3 separate regions of the Homo sapiens genome follow, and all the other regions are linked to region 1. Evidence: chromatin loops called from intact Hi-C (ENCODE). Cell type or tissue: dorsolateral prefrontal cortex. All regions are shown on one strand. Region 1 overlaps NIPBL-DT (NIPBL divergent transcript). Region 2 holds the start of WDR70 (WD repeat domain 70). Region 3 has its middle 110 kb from the start of RANBP3L.

Region 1 (2,500 bases):
ATCTACAGTTCAGATTTTCCTTAGAAAATGGGGAAAAAAGGAATGTTAGAAAGATCTGACTGCCTATGAACTAGTGAAGGATTTTAGAGGAAGTACCAGGCTATTTTAGAGATCTGATACTGGTTTCAGAAAGGTAATCTTAAGGCAAAGGGTAGGAAATAAAGTTATGTTGTTAGTAGAAATGTCAAATACGGTTAAAGTTGTGAGGAGGAATTATTTTCCTAGTGGACCTACATTTGTTGTGTGTAGATCTGTGACTATTACTGATCTGTTGTAGCACATTTTCCAATCTAAAATGTCCGATACAGCACAATAATAAACATGGGGCAGAATATATGTTTGTTTCTATTTCTTCCCACCTTCCCTTCAATCTTAAAACAAGTGTTTATTAATAAGTCAGACCAAAGCAAATTTCTATCTTTCACAGAGTAATTATCATAGGAACAAATTACTCCCTGAAAATGGTGGAAACTTCTTTCTCCCTCCGAAAAATAAACTTTCAATAAGTGTTTTCTCTCTAGCCAAAGTAAATAAGTTCTTAAATAGGTAACTCTCATTTGCCATCCAACTCATTCTATATATTTAAATAAATGTACTTACACTTGTGTATAGGATTTAAAAGGGGGAAACTTAAGAAGGAAGAAATTGTGTATAGAATTTAAAAAGGAGGCATTATATTGCATGAGTAGAATGAAAAGTATCTAACCAGAAAGCAAATAAGTTAAGGATTATATTATACTGAAATATTTTAATACAATTTAAATATTTCATTACTCTTTCACTTTATTTGCTATTTGTAGATTTCAGTATTGTAATGTTGGCAAGTCTATTTAAGACGGCATTAATAAAAATTTTGTTTTTCAGGCATGTGATACCAAGTCCCTTTCCATTATAGATAAGTAAGGCCTAGGTTGGTTAAAACCTTAGCTAAACACAAAATTTGCTAGAGAATCAACATATAAGAAGCTCTAACTCCAAGCTTATTCACCCCAGATATTTCACCAATGTTAACACATACCCTATTGAACTAAGAAAGGAATTATATTACTAACCAGCAGAGGGAGCCAAGTCAATCATGAAAGGTAGGAGTATAAAGGAACATCATATGACTTCCTGTTTTGAATTTAACTGTATGGCCCCTGCTCACTTTTTGAGTTTACCAAAAAGACAGTCATAAGGAGAGAAAGGCGACCAATGTATCAAATAAGGATACAGTGACAATTATAACTTAGAATTACCTTGCAGGAAATAAATTGGAAGAAAAATTGAATGCAGAACTATACAAGTGAAATGTCTCAGTATTATAACCCAAGATGGAAAAACCATGGAAAACAGTACCTTAATGCCATGATGAATTGCTAGCCAAATGTAACAGTGAATATTTCTTAATAATTCCATTTTCACTTAAAGTTGAAATTAGGCCATAAATAGACACATTTTAAAACTATAAAGTTGTACATCAAATTTATGTGCATTTAATCTAAGAAATAAGGGATAAAATTTAATAAAAAATTATTACAGTGAATTAATAAGGACATGATTTTTCAGCTTAAAATTAGAGAACAGAATTGTTTCCACTACTGTTTATAAACACAACAAATAAAGTAATATCTGTTTTGTGAGAGATGTTTGGAGGAATCTAGTAGCTAAGTGATTATGTCAGTTTATTTAATTTTGTCTAAGAACTTCAAAATGCCTGATAGAATGGGTGCATATTGAATGAATAGATGTGATCTATATATTATTTGAAGTAAAAGTATAAGAGCTGAGCGTTAGCTAACTGCATCAAAATAAATGTAAAGACCCAAACATTTTTAGTTGAATAACCAAATGAATTAGCTAGTCTAGCCCCTTACTCGTTTCAAGGTTTGTGGAAACATACCATATATACTTTTACTCATGTGTTTATTCCTTTCAAAAATATACTTCTTAAGCACTATCTCCATAGGACGTGGAGCATATCTTCATTATGAAGTAGACAAACTTCTTAAATTTTATTGAAAGATTTAATTTCATTGATATATGAACAATCATACAAATTCAGTATGCCACCAGTGATTTCAAGAAAGTGATACTTAGAAGCAAATCATTTATGGGACTAGACTGCCTTTGTAGGACTAACAAATTAGGCACAAGATTAGAAATTATAGTTTAATAGTCATGCAGCTGGAGGCTACACGATTCTGACCCTCCCTAACCTGCTCCTAAGATCAGTGCTTGAGATATTCTGCAGACCCTGCACTTGATGGATCAGCTGGCACCACCCAGATCAATAAACTGGCTCATCTGATCTTGTGGCCACCACCCAGGAACTGATTCAGAGCAAGAGGACTGCTTCAATTCCCTATGATTTCATCTCCAACCCAACCAATCAGCACACTCTATTCACTTGCCTTCCCCCACCCACCAAATTATCCTTAAAAACTGATCCCCAAATGCTCCAGGAGACTGATTTGAGTTATAATAAAACTCCGATCTCCAGCCAAAAAATAAAAAATAA
Region 2 (2,500 bases), 510 kb before region 1:
TTTAATTACTATCATAGAATTAATACACGCTGGTCAAAAGAAAACAAGAAGACCTTGAGAAAAGGTTCAGGGAAGTTAGAATCCCAATGTTTGGATGAACAGCATTTATAATTTTAAAATGGAAAATAAAGAGAAATCATTTTTCATGTATCAGTCTACTAAGTTTTGTTTTCATTTTTTAAATAATTTTCTTTTTAAATAATAATACCTACTCTGTGTTGGTAGGGATATGGTAAAAATGGCATTCTTAATTCTGTTAACTTTGGTATAACCTGGAACAAGTTTTTTGATGGGTATTACGGCAATAAGCATCAAGAAGCTTTAAAAGGCACATACCCAATTTTTCAGCTTTTTAAGTATTTATATTTCTGAATAAACTACACTCTCTTTTAGAAATCTACCCTACCGAATTACGTATTTTTAAAAATCCTCGTACAAATGCTGTTATTTACAAAAATGTTCATTTTAGCATTATTGGTGACTTAAAATTAGAAAAATCCTTTCTCTTCCTCTCTCTCCAGACTCTCATAACTGTCATCTGAGTTGGTTCCAACGGATAACGCAGAATAGAAGACAAATGGGAGAAGAATATTGACAAACTGCAAGGTATGCACCCGAGCTACAATAATTCCGAGTTGACAGCTCGATCTCCACTCCCACTCTGCGGATCTTCAAACCTCTGCACAAGGAAGAGGGTCTCTGCCTGGGGCAGTCACTCACCGAACCCCGTGAAGCCCATGGTGACCGCAAGCTGCGGGTCCGGTCCCGACGCGTCTGAGCCTGTCACTGGAGCAAGAGGAAAAGAGAGGCGGCCTAGTTAGTGCGGCGCCCCAGCTCCCCCGACACGGCCCACCCCGCCCGGACTCGCCTCATGAAACCCACCTTCGCTGGGCCCAGAGCGCTCCATGGCTGGCCGCACACCCCAGAACCAGCCACAGGGACAGCCCAAACAACTGCAGGGGAACTTGCCAATAACTTGCGGCAAATGCTGGAGGAAGTACCGCCTTCAAGCTACAGCGGCGCCGCCGAAGCCAAGAGCGGCGCCTTCCGCAGAGGGACCGCGGCTTTCTGCGCGGCACCGCCCTACCGGACAGGCGGGAAAGCGCCGCGCAACTCAGACCACTGGAGGGGAGAAGTAGTATCTGGAGTTTCTATAACATCCTTTCCCTTTTTTTTTTTTTTTTTTTAAGCCAGAGCCTCTGTCGCCCAGGCTGCAGTACAGTGGCGTAATCTCAGCTGACTGCAACCTCTGCCTCCCGGGATCAAGCGATTCTCCTGCCTCAGCCTCCCGAGTAGCTGGGATTACAGGTGCCGGCTAATTTTTGGTTTTTTGTTTTGGTTTGTTTTTTTTTTGTTTTTGTTTTTGTTTTGAGACGGAGCCTCTGTCGCCCAGGCTGGAGTGCAATGGCGTGATCTCGGCTCACTGCAACCTCCGCCTCCCGGGTTCAAGCGATTCTCCTGTCTCAGCCTCCCAAGTAGCTGGGATTACAGGCGTCCACCACCACGCGCAGCTAATTTTTTGTATTTTTAGTAGACACGACGTTTTGCCATGTTGGCCAGGCTGGTTTCGAACTCCTGGCCTCAAGTGATCCGCCTGCCTCGGCCTCCCAAAGTGCTGGGATTACAGGCGACACCCTTTGCTTTTTTTTTTTTTTTTTTTTTTTTTGAGGCAGAGTCTCACTCTGTTGCCCAGGCTGGAGTGCAATGGCGTGATCTCGGCTCACTGCAACCTCTGCCACCCAGGTTCAAGCTCTTCTCTTGCCTCAGTGTCCTGAGTAGCTGGGATTACAGGCGCCTGCCACCACACCCGGCTAATTTTTGTGTATTTAGTAGAGACGGGGTTTTGCTATGTTGGCCAGGCTGGTCTTGAACTCCTGACCTCAGGTGATCTGCCCACCTTGGCCTCCCAAAGTGCTGGGATTACAGGCCCCGTGCCACCGCGCTCTGCCTTTTTGTTGTTGTTGTTGTTGTTGTTGACTGAGTCTCCCTCTGTTGCCTTGGCTGGAGTGCAGTGGCGTGATCTCAGCTGACTGCAACCTCTGCCTCCCAGGTTCAAGCGATTCTCTTGCCTCAGCCTCCCGAGCAGCTGGGACTACAGGTGTGCGCCACCATGCCCGGCTATTTAGTATTTGAGACTACAGGCACCCGCCACCACGCCCAGCTAATTTTTTCTATTTTTAGTAGAGGCAGGGTTTACACCGTGTTAGCCAGGATGGTCTCAATCTCCTGACCTTGTGATCTGCCCACCTCAGCCTCCCAAAGTTCTGCGATTAAAGGCGTGAGCCACTGCACCTGGCCTGTCAGTCTAAAGTTTACAAGGCTAATCGTGTGCTCAGGATTGTCCTTCTTAAACAGAATGTGGGAGTTCAACACTTTAACGTTTAGAAGGTGGAGAAGAATCTCTTTCTTTTTGAGACAGAATCTCACTCTGTCACCCAGGCTGGAATGCAGTGGCACAATCTCGGCTCAATGAACCTCCACCTCCTGGGTTCAAGCGATT
Region 3 (2,500 bases), 460 kb after region 1:
TGACTAACACATATAGAAAACCTAGAAGTCAGACAACTTGGTCTGGAAGGTGCCCTGGGGCTCAGAAGTTCTGTCAATGGAAATAAAAATGCCACACAGGAGCCCCAGTGTGGCTCAAGTGCACTTATGATCTGGTCATTCTCCAGTAGCAAAGGATCAGTGGCTCCCAAACCCAGATGTATGTTTGAATCACCTAGGAAGTCTGTTTTATTAAATCAGCTTTATCAAGGTACAATTTATGTGCAATTAAATGTACATAGTTTAAGTGTACAGTTACATGAGTTTTGACAAATGTATACACCCATGTAGCTGCCACTCCAATAAAAATGTAGAATATTACTATCACACTGGAAAGTTCTCTTATGCCCCATTACAGTCAATCCACCTAACCTCCTGCCCTATACAACCACTGACCTGATTTCTATAACTATTGGTGAGTTGTATTCATTCTATAACTTTATATATATATATAATATATATACTCACATACTTTATATGTTATGTATATGTGTGTGTATATATAGATATGCGCACGCGCGCGCGCACACACACACACACACACACACACACAGTGTGTACCCTTTTGTGTCTGGTTTCTTTTGCTCAGAATCTTGTTTCTGAGATTTGTTCATGTTGCTGCTTATATCAGGAGTTTGTTCTATTTATATATCTGAGTAATCGTCCATCCTAGGAAGCTTCTTAAATGTAGATTCCTGTGCCCCGATGACACTCTTGACATTAGGATATCTGAAGTCCAGAAATCTGTGAGTTTAACATGCTCCAGAGCAAATTGTTATGCAGAATTTGGGCTTAGGTGCCTTTTAATTAGGGGATTTTTCTCTCAAGTTCAAATAGCTCCCACAATGCAGGTGTTTATGGCTAACAGCAACTTGGTCACAGGTTCTGCGCAGGCCTGAGAACTCTCATTTTTGTTGAGCCATCTTAGCTAGATTTAGTGGCCTGTCTTAGCTCATGAACTTCCTTGTGCCTGTAACACATCCCAGAGTGTAGGCTCTGCAAACACTCTTTCAGCTTCAAGGTATCTGTAAATTGAGTTATAGGTCCCAGTGTTCGCAGGTAAGTCTATAACCTTAATTTATAAAATCTCACCCCTGTCATGGAAAAGCAAAGGTGTTCTGAGTAGCTGTCCATTTCAGCTCAGCTGCTGGAATTACTCATGACAGTTTTATGAGATGTTTTACTGTCCGGGAAAGGTTTTTTTTTTTTTTTTTCCCTTAACAAATGAGGGAAGCATTCTTTGACCATGGTACACAAACGCCACCTTCAGGAAGGAAATATAATATTCTTATTAGACCACAAGGAACATAGTTCATTTTCTTATATGAAAACTTTCAAAAAATTCTTGAGTTTAACATGCAATTTTAAAAAATTTTATTCCAGATTTTTAAAATAGGCTTTCAGTTTTAGGTTCAGAGCAAAATTGAGTGGAAGGTATACAGATTTCCATATCCTCCCTGCCCCTTCATACATAAAACCTCCTCCATTGTCACCACCCCTCATCAGAGTGGCATATTTGTTACAATCAATGAACCCACATCATTATCTCTTAGAGACCATAGTTTCATTAGTGTTAACTCTTAACGTACATTCTGTGGATTCTATAAATATCTAATGACATGTATAATATCATACTGACAGGTGCACTGCCTGATATGGTTTGGCTCTGTCCCCACCCAAATCTCATCTTGAATTCCCACGTGTTGTGGGAGGGACCTGGTGGCAGGTAATTGAATCATGGGGGCAGGTCTTTCCTGTGCTGTTCTTGTGATAGTTAATAAGTCTTATGAGGTCCAATGATTATACAAGGGGGAGATTTCCTGCACGAGCTCTTTGCCTGCTGCCATCCATGTGACATGTGACTTGCTCCTCCTTGCCTTCCGCCATGATTGTGAGGCTTCCCCAGCCACATGGAACTGTAAGTCCAATTCAACCTCTTTTTTTTTGTAAGTTGCCCCATCTCAAGTATGTCTTTATCAGCAGCATGAAAACAGACTAATGCAGTGCACTAAAAATTCTCTGTGCTCTGCCTATTCACCCCTCTGTCCTCCCTAACCCCTGCTAACCACTGATCCTTTTACTATGTCTATAGTTTTGCCTTTTTCAGAGTGTCTTGTATTTAATAGTTGGAATCATACATTATGTAACCTTTTAAGATTGGCTTCTATCAATTAATATGCATTTATGCTTCCCTTTTGCCTTTTCATCGCTTGATAGCTTACTTTTTTAGTACTTCATAATATTCCATTATCTGAATGGACAATAATTTATGTATTCATTCACTTACCAGAGGATATCTTGGTTGCTTCTAAGTTTTGGCAATTATTAATAAGGCTGCTATAAACACTCATATACAGGTTTTTGGAAAAACACATTAAGTTTTCAACTTCTTTGGGTTAATACTAAGGATCATGATTACTGAATTGTATAGTGACAATATGTTTAGCTTTGTGAGAAACTATCAAACTGCCTTCCAAAGTGG

What was found. A loop is a pair of places that touch in the nucleus more often than their neighbours do. Peaks named below come from ENCODE experiments on the same cell type or tissue, not always from the same donor. Only the 100,000 strongest peaks of a DNase experiment are listed, where the experiment ranks them.
Region 2: it touches region 1 in a loop (5-fold over the local background); 17 of 110 quality-filtered maps call a loop at or near these places.
Region 3: a loop joins it to region 1, with 3 times the contacts of the local background. A loop is called at or near these places in 5 of 110 quality-filtered maps.

What each region holds. Positions count from the first base shown.
Region 1 is chr5:36,869,197-36,871,696 of GRCh38, reverse strand. It overlaps NIPBL-DT (NIPBL divergent transcript), which reads left to right. Exons shown (of 1, transcript NR_046262.1): 1 at 1-336. Among named protein-coding and RNA genes, the nearest start is that of NIPBL-DT, 6.2 kb to the left of the region's middle. In dorsolateral prefrontal cortex, CTCF peaks have their summits at 854 and 1,055 (motif pointing right); no DNase peak of the experiment used is centred here.
Region 2 is chr5:37,377,775-37,380,274 of GRCh38, reverse strand. WDR70 (WD repeat domain 70) reads right to left here and starts at 957. Exons shown (of 18, transcript NM_018034.4): 1 at 883-957; 2 at 721-786. The coding sequence starts at 907. In dorsolateral prefrontal cortex, a CTCF peak has its summit at 1,091; a DNase peak (open chromatin) is centred at 1,024; H3K4me3 peaks cover 1,882 bases; H3K27ac peaks cover 817 bases.
Region 3 is chr5:36,413,748-36,416,247 of GRCh38, reverse strand. No RefSeq gene overlaps it. Among named protein-coding and RNA genes, the nearest start is that of RANBP3L, 110 kb to the right of the region's middle. In dorsolateral prefrontal cortex, CTCF peaks have their summits at 1,075 and 1,276; no DNase peak of the experiment used is centred here; H3K27ac peaks cover 584 bases.